Linked DNA regions of Homo sapiens: region 2 is linked to region 1. A link is a loop called in an ENCODE intact Hi-C map of the cell type or tissue named here. Cell type or tissue: ascending aorta. All regions are shown on one strand. Links, peaks and the distances in the headings refer to the core of each region. The heading gives the core; the rest is flanking DNA. Region 1 overlaps LOC107984696 (a long non-coding RNA gene). Region 2 has its middle 220 kb from the start of LINC02914.

The links. Peaks named below come from ENCODE experiments on the same cell type or tissue, not always from the same donor. Only the 100,000 strongest peaks of a DNase experiment are listed, where the experiment ranks them.
Region 2: a loop joins it to region 1, with 2.8 times the contacts of the local background. A loop is called at or near these places in 3 of 110 quality-filtered maps.

What each region holds. Positions count from the first base shown.
Region 1 is chr14:99,034,260-99,038,642 of GRCh38, reverse strand. All of the region lies in intron 1 of LOC107984696 (a long non-coding RNA gene), which reads left to right. Among named protein-coding and RNA genes, the nearest start is that of BCL11B, 240 kb to the left of the region's middle. RefSeq lists an enhancer at 1-223. In ascending aorta, for the core only: no CTCF peak of the experiment used is centred there; DNase peaks (open chromatin) are centred at 562, 1,502, 2,512, 3,142 and 1 weaker place; H3K4me3 peaks cover 1,108 bases; H3K27ac peaks cover 3,092 bases.
Region 2 is chr14:98,925,385-98,929,767 of GRCh38, reverse strand. No RefSeq gene overlaps it. Among named protein-coding and RNA genes, the nearest start is that of LINC02914, 220 kb to the right of the region's middle. In ascending aorta, for the core only: no CTCF peak of the experiment used is centred there; no DNase peak of the experiment used is centred there.

The sequences.
Region 1 (4,383 bases), core at 273-4,272:
TCTGTCTCTGAGGCCATCTACGGTCATTTGGTGGTCAGGCTCTCGTTGGCCAGGCCTGGGTCATGTGCCCACCTTGGAGCTGGGGATGGGGCAGCCTTGGCCAACCCACATGGCCCAGGCATAGTTAAGGGGAGGGTGGCTGGTCAGACGAAAACACATCCATCACCCACCATGCCTGGCCCATTATTGTGCTTTCCCATCATGCTCTGCATTTGTGGGGGGCCATTAGGGTGGTTAAGTAAGGGACCTGGTCAAGGAGAATGTGGCCCTCATCCCTGTCCCCTGTCCTGTCCCTGTCCCCTGTCCTGTCCCTGTCCCGTGTGTGTGTGTGTGGCTTGGGGAACAGATAGACAAACTTTCATTGTCAGATCTTACGGAAGGAACTTCCTTTCTTCCAGCTGCATCACATCCGGTGCAGTCTCTGGGAGGGGCGGAGGAGTCTCCTTTATTGAATGTGTTTTTCTGTCCTGCAGAGAGGCCACATCAGTGGTGTCAGGGTTGGATTCCCATCCTTGCCCTGCTTCTTACAGCACATGCATCCCTGGCCCGGCCACTTCGCCTCACTCCCTTTGCAGGCCCTTGAGAAGACCAAGCTGGGTCTGAGCTCTGGCTGCCCCGGGCCCTGGGAGAGGCTCAGGGCCTGTCGGAGACTCTGCCTTCCCCAGCCTCAGATGGTCCCCTGTCGGGGAGATGGGGAACTGCTTTCTTTTTTTTAAACCAATGCTTAAAATGGTGGTGAAATAGACATAGAATTGACCATCTCAGCAGTTTTTCAGTAGCATCAAGTACATTCACATTGTTGTGTCCCATGAATGGTACATCCATCTAGAATACCCTAAGGAATACGGGGAGAGGGAACCCCAGGGGGCGAAAGTTGACATGGATTAATTGTGAAAATCCATTTCTTATCAAACAGGATTATTTTGGGTACAAGTGACAGAAACCCCACTTGAAATGGCTTAAGGATAAAATGGAATGCATTAAAGTCCAAGGAGATAAGTCTAGCTTCAGGCATGGCTGGATCCAGGTGTTCAGACACAGTGACAATCACCCCCACCTGACTCTCCCTCTCCCTCTCTCTCTCTCCCTCTTTCTCTCTCTCCCTGACATATCCCCACACTTCTGCTTTTCTCTGTGTTGGCTTCATTTGCTACAAGGAGTTCTCCTTTCGTCCTCCCAAACAGAAACTCTGTCCCCATTAAATAACACCTCCCCATTCCCCACTCCCCCAGCCCCTGGAAGTCTCCATTCTGGTTTCTGTCTATGATTTTGACCACTTTGGGTATCTTGTATAAATGGAGTCTTACAGTATTTATCCTTTTGTGTCTGGCTTATTTCACCTAGCATAGTGTTTTCAAGGTTCACCCACGTTGTAGAACACACCAGAATCTCCTTCCTTTTTAAGGCGGAACCATATTCCACTGTACATATACACCATGTCTTATTTACTCATTCATCTGTCCAGGGACTCTGGCGCTGCTTCCGCTGTCTTTGGGCCTTTCGGCTATTGTGAAAAGCGCGGCTGTGTGCACGGGTGTGCAAATATCTGTTGGAGATGCTGCCTCTCATTTTCTGGGTGTATACCCAGAAGCGGAAGTGCTGGGACCAATGATCATGCTATTTTTAGTTTTTTGAGGAACTGCCATTCTGTGGGAACAGTTTTTAAAAGCCCTTGGTTCCATCAGCAAGGGTTGATAAATCAGGGCAAAAAAAAAAGATGAAGGAAAAAAGAAGAGGCCCTACTTTTGGGGGCTGAGATGGCAGCGGTGACAGGGAAAAGGATGTATTTTGACTAGCAAGCCAAGCAAGCGTCATCCAGGTGCTGGGCAGGGTGGCGGAGGGAGGGGCCGGGAGGAGCGCAGAGCCTCGCGCCCGGATGCCCGGCCAGCTAGCAGCGCGGGCAGCGGCTTTATGTTGATGGCAAATTGTCACTTTGGCGGAATTCAGGAACGCTACTTATGTCATTAGGCGGCAATCTATAATTAACGCACTCAAGGCTGTGTGAAGGGTAGGATTCTTCCAGGGACAGCTAGAGCGATTCCACCTGCATCTTCTGGGAGCGGGGGTAAGTGGGGGTGTTCACTTCAGCCAGCAGCTGACACCTAATTAGTGGCAATTGTATTGTTCTGATGCCTCCTCCACCAGGAAGCCTCAGGACTCCCAGCTGGAAGGGAGGCTGTCTCAGAGGTGGAGACCAGCCAGAACAAAGAGCTGGAGAAGGAGGTCTGAGCCAGGAGAGCCTGGGAACCATGGGGAGTCCAGCTCATCTACAGAGTCATTTTTATTCCTGGCCATGGAGCCCTTGAATGCCAGGGTCAGGGATGGCTCAGTTCAGCCGGGCCCCAAAAGAGTGGACCAGACTTCTCCAGGGGTTAAGCAACTTTTAAAATGTCGACAGGGAGGGGAAAACATTGTGGAGCTTCCTGACCACGGGGCTGCCTGCAGCCCGGTTTCCCAAGCCATGGGCGGGCTTGGCGTCTGACTGTCCCCTCTGGAATGTCTGGGCTGCAGCCGGGGCTTGCTCTAAATGAGAAACAGGCGGGAGGGGCTTAGCGGGCCTGGCAGGTCGTGGCCAGCTCCTCGTGCGGTCTGGGCAGGGCTGCTTGGCACGGGCCGCCGAGGAGGACGCACTGGCTGTGCAGGCGGCCCTCCCACCAGCATGGAAGGCTTGGGGGGCCCTGGGCCAGCCTGTTCAGGCCAGCGCCTGCACGGAGGGAGGGCAGCCATCTCAGGGACTGCGGCAGAGCACCGCCCTGGAGGGCAGATGGAGCTGGTTCTGCTTCTGGCCCGGCCCCTTCTCCTTCTGCAACCTTGGGAACACGGTTCACAGAGCCTCCGTTTGCTCACATTGGAAATGGAAGCAACAACGCCTCCCAAGGTGGTGAGGTGACCGTGTCTCACGGAACAGAGGTGGTACGAGTGGGTGACACTTCATAGACAGCTGATACCTGCAAAGATCTAGGAGGCTGGCCCAATATCCTGGTTTTATAGCTGTGGGAACTGAGGTTCAGAGAAGTTTGGGACTTTACCCATGGTCACACAGCAAGATATAGGCAAAGAGATTCTTCTCTAATCCACGGATTCCCCAAATCAGCACTTTTTGCTAGAGCCCAGCCCACAAGAGTGTTTTCTGGCTCCCTCCCAGCCTGGCTCTGTCCTCTCTTCCTCTTCCCAGCCCAGGCTTGGTCATGGTAATCTACACTTGCCTAGAGCTTCCTGGTTTCCAGCGTGCTTCCCTGTACATTTTCTAATGCCAGGGGATGGAGAGTCTCAGAAGTCCCCAGGAGCTTCCAGATCAGCGTTGGCCCTGAAATCTGGGGTGGCTCAGATCAAACCCCCCTACCCACCGCTCTCCCACCTCCCAAGTGGTGAAATCTAGTTTCAGACTTTCTGCTAGCGGATGTCCGTTACACATTTTGCAAAAGGCCCAGGAAATGGCATTTCTCCTTCTCAGTAATCCTCCCCGTCAGCCCAGGCTGTGTTCTTAGTTCGCTTTACAGATGAAGAGCCCAAAGGGTTCAGTGACCCACCAAAGGTCCCCCAGGTGAAGTGGGGAAGCTGGGATTCAAGCCAGAGCTGCCTGTGGGTGGCGCTGCTGCCTCCGCACAATCAAGGCTGTGGAAGGTGGAGAAAACGCCTGCGGGCCTCCATGTCCGACCCCTCCCAGGGGAAGAGAGCATGAGGACTTGGGTTTAGGTTGCTTATCCGTGTGCGACCTTGGGGATGCGACTCAATCACTTTGAACCTGTTTCTCCATCAGAGGTTGGGGTAATGATACACAGAATACATAGATGTGAAGACAGGAAGGGGGCCGCGGAGGGCACCCCGTGTAAACCCTGAGACGTCTGGTGTCTGGGGAGGTGTGCATGGCCCTGGGCGGGCGGGGCTTCAGGAGGGGTCTCCCAGGCCAGATTCTAGGGGAGCTCGGAAGCTTAGGACAGAAGAGGATTTTATCCTCTTGGTGGCACGAGACTGAGGGTTTTAAGTGGGAGGTGACGTGATCTCTTGGTGCTTTGGAAAGATCAGCCTGTTAGCCAAGTTGGAGACGGTGGCCTGGAGGGTCAATATGGGCGCAGAAAGAGCAGGGAGGGGGAGGGGCAGAGGGAGGGAGGGAGGAGGAGGCAGCAAGGGGCGCCTTTGTCCTCCGCTTCCCCTCTTCCCTTCTCCCTCTCCCTTCCTTCTCTTCCTCCCTCCTTTTCCTCCCCCTCCCCTTTCTTTCCCCTTTCCTTAAAAGATAGAGTCCAGAGTGTCTAAGTCAGTACCCTATTGGAAGTTTGGGGTTCACTTCCATAAAAGAGATGGCGCTGGTTGTGACTAGGGAGGAGGCATCCTCATGGTTAGGACTGGGGCCGAGCAGCTCCTCACCTTCCTGCCATTTCCTCT
Region 2 (4,383 bases), core at 214-4,213, 110 kb after region 1:
ACCAGAAGGACTTCTGTCCATGACCTGAAATTATGGAGGTGGGCCCTGAGCCAGTCACTTCACCATTGTGTGCCTCACCTTGCCTATCTTATCAAGTTGAATACTGCTTGTCAATGAATTATGTGGATAAACGTGAGGTTCCACCATAGCTCCAGCTGCCCCCACACCTAAGGGTCTAAGTATTAAATACAAAACTCCCTTGTCCTCAACATAGGATGTGTTTGTGATGAAATAACCACACCCCTACCCCCCATATTGCTCCCTTTGTGTGTACAGATTTTGTCATGGGAAGGCTGTGCTTTCTATGACACCTCAGGATACGATGTGTCGGCAATGGAGAAGTCGCGCCAAAGAGTAGAGATAGAGAGGGCTCCCTCTTGAAAGGTGAAGTCATTTCTAGTTTCTGTCACCTCGGAAACAGGTGGATCCTGAGACAGAAAAAGCCCTGGGCAGGCGGTAATCATAAAGAAGTCGAGATATTTCTATGGCAGCTCCAAAAAACAGTGAGCCCCTCCTCCAGGGGATGATGGATGCACGTGGGTAGGTGACCTTTCTAAGATTACAAAATGAGCTCAAGAAAAGCCCAGAGTTCAAAATCAGGGCTGGGTCTGCTGTCTGTGGTGTGGGCTCTTCCCATTCTGCCCATTTACAAAGGGGACTGGTTGATGAAACTTTAGCTTATCTCAATGGAACGTATTGTTGATGGAATTTCAGGCAGCGCTGAGTCTAACAGCAGGTGAAATATAATCAACCCTGCTGGGGTAGCTGGGAAAGCCTTCATATGAGAGGTGACGTGGGAGCTGAGTTTTGAAGCATGAATGGGAGTTTTCCAGGTGAGATAGGAAAAGGCCATTCCAAGTAAAAGGAGAAAATAGCCAAAGATATGCAGGTTTAAAAAATCAGGAAGAATTTCCTGGGAAATGGTGCAATGTGTATGAGGATGGGGCTGTGGAAAAGTCAGGAGGCTGCAGAGACAGATACGGTTCTGACCATATCACGGAGGGGATGAAGGGCTGTGGGAAAATCAAGAGCAGGGAAGCAATAAAGTGAGGTTTGCGGCTCAGGAAGATGATCAGGGAAGCCATGGGGCAGAGGATGGATTGGAGGGAATGTGGCTCAGGGCAGAGGCGCGGGTGGATGAGCTCATTGCAGCAGCACTCTTGAGAGATGCCAGCAGTGGGGGGTCAAGAGGAGAGGCTGGAAGACTGTAAGGGAGTGTGGTAGGGGTTAGAGGGAAGGAAAGGGACCTAGCTTGCAAATGTTCACCATGACCCTGTGAAAGAGGCATTATCGCCCGCTTTTACAGATAAGACAGCAGAGACACATACAAAAATTCGGTAACAAAGCCTCACAAGTCCTACCAGTCTACGGGACTCCACAGTCAGCTCTGTTGCCCCTAACTCCTAGGGAAGGGGGAAAAAGCGTCCATTAATCTCAGAAGACCAGAGTTTCACCCTGGGGTCCTGGGCAAATAGCAATATTGACAGACATCACTGCTGCTTCCCAATATCCTGCCTCCTTTTTTGTGGGCAGGTGCGGGCACGTGACTAGTTCTGGCCAATGCGTTGAGAGTGAAGCTGACAGATGACACTTCTGGGCTGGCACATGTGCCAGCTGATGTGAGGCCCTTCAGCTCTCCATTTTGCTTTGTTGCACAAGGAAACACGAGTTGAGATGCAGACTTCATCAGCTTGGGAACTTCAGTGACGGGGCTGAGCAGGAGCCACCTGCCTACCCACGTTGCTGCCGAGTATGAGTGGGAAATAATTCCCGGTTGTTTTAGGCCATGGCCACTTAGTCACCTGTTCTTGCAGCAGAGCCTGCTGCATACTGACTGATATGGTGATGTGGGTCCTTGAGCAAGGGCATAAAGGAGGAGGAGCAGGCTGAGGGCAGGGGTGGAAAAAATGGATTTGGCAAGACTGAGTTGGGGCATAACATTTTAGTACAAGGAAATCAGGCTTTGGAGGTTAGCAAGCCTGGGTCCAATGCCACCTCAGGCACCCACTATCTGAGGGCAAAGGCTCCTGGCTTTTCTGGCCTCAGTTTCCTGAGCAATAGGGAGAGTTGTAATCACTACCCCCTTGGCCTTTAGGGTGAGTAGAGCTGACACATACAGAGCTCCAGCAAGGTACCCAGGCCCTAGGAAGCACTCAGCAAACACAATCATCACCCTGGGAAGATGGCGAGAAGAGAGTGGGCAATTTGTGCACCGAAAGAATAGGCTGCTTTTTTTTTTTTTTTTTTTTTTTTTTGAGACAGTTTCAGTCTGTCGCCCATGCTGGAGTGCAGTGGTGCGATCTCCACCCACTGCAACCTCTGACTCCTGGGTTCAAGTGATTCTCCTGCCTCAGCCTCCAGAGTAGCTGAGATTACAGGCACCTGCCACCATGCCTGGCTAATTTTTTGCATTTTTAGTAGAGATGAGGTTTCATCATATTGGCCAGGCTGCTCTTGAAGTCCTGACCTCAAGTGATCCAACCACCTCGGCCTCCCAAAGTGCTGGGAATACAGGTGTGAGCCACTGCACCCAGTCAGAATGGACATAATTTCTATCATATTCACTTGAATTTGCCTAGTACAGAGAATGGTGCCTGGGCACAATAGGTGTTCATTTTATATTCACTGGATAAATGAGGGAATAAAACATACTACAATTATTTGCAGAATGTACCTATTTTCTCTTACAACCAGGCCGGGAACTCTGATGGGAAGGACCTAGACGTATTACTTCATCTGTTTCCTCAATGCCCAGTGAATATGAGTTCTCTGGAAATTTTCCTTGAAAAAATGAGTCATCCTGGCCTTTAGAAATAGCCAGATCTGACTTGGACACAGGGCGGGAAACATCACACACTGGGGCCTGTTGGGGGCTGGGGGGCTGGGGGAGGGATAACATTAGGAAAAATACCTAATGTAAATGACGAGTTGATGGGGGCAGCAAACCAACATGGCACATGTATACCTATGTATCAAACCTGCACTGCACATTGTGCACATGTACCCTAGAACTTAAAGTATAAAAAAAAAAAAAAGAAATAGCCAGATCTGTGGGGGCATTTCTCCCTGACATATTGATACCAAGCCCAGCCTTGATTTTCCAGGGGATGCCCCACTCCTTATTGCAAAGTCTCTGTTCTGACCTCTGGTATCCCCTCAGGGACCCTTCAGGCCATGAGTTCAAATGCCTGGGAAGCCCACCTCACAGGAGCCTCAAGTCCCATCCGTCTTGTTCCCAAGTCTGGCAGGATCCTGACAGCCCCATGCATGTGCCTGTCCTCAGACCCCTGCAGAGGGCTGGGTGCAGACCTTGGCAGGAGTAGGCTGGCAGGCAGTCTCTTTCCTTCCCAGGCAGACGTGTGTGTAGCAAGTCTGTTTATCAGGCAACGCCTTGTAGCCAGCGGTGGCGGCTTAACAGTGGCAGAAACGCCCGCATTGCCTCACCAGCTGCTGGGTACTAAGATGCGCCCTTGGCCTCAGCTGGCAGATAAGCACCTGCATTGGAGAGGGAACCCTTGATCATGGGCTGATAAGTGCAGGGAAGAAACAACAACAACAACAAGAAAAAGCTGAGCAACCCGCTGTGGAAGGCTTTTTCATGTACGCATGGGCGTGTTTCTTGTCTTCGCCAACACAGAGGTGATGCAAAAGCTCTGATTCTAATTTAATTTGGTGGTCACGCAATCATGGAATGAGAGCATGTCAGAGCTGGAAGGGACTCTGGGGATTGTCTGGTTGAACTCTTTAATCTTCCAGGTGAGGACAGTGAGGGCCACAGAGCTGTACCGACTTGTTCAGGATCATCCAGCAAAGTTTTGGTGGAGCTGGAACTAAACCCGAGGGTCTCGAGACCCTTGGGCCTGCGATCTTTCCATCATATGGGATTGCTTCACAGGCTGCCACCTGATCGCTTAGGTGTAGACCGCAGGTTGCCCTTTGGTGCCTTAACAGTCCTCTTTAATATCACTAATTGGCCCTGTCTGCCTGCAGAGTCAGATAGATGCCCCCTGTCCCTGCTTCTCCCCCACCACATGCCAGCTATTGGGGTTGACCAGTTAGCTCAAGGCCACAGGGTCTGATGCTACTGTTTCAAACACTGTTATTTCATATTTTGAAAAAGCAAGGTTCAGATAAGAGAGGCAACTTGCCTAGGTGATACAGCTAGAGAAAGTGAAAGACCTGGGTCTAAAATTTTCAGGTTCCTCATTTCAGTTCTTTCCATACATAGTGTATGAAACCCAGGTGTGGGTGAAGGTGGGCAGAAGGGCACCCGGCCTCTGCAACTTTCCCCTGTGACCTGGTTTTGGGGAAGAGTTGCACATGTTTCCTCAAGGACAGAAATGGAGTCTGGCAAGACTTTGTATTGAAAATCTTGTTCTCAGT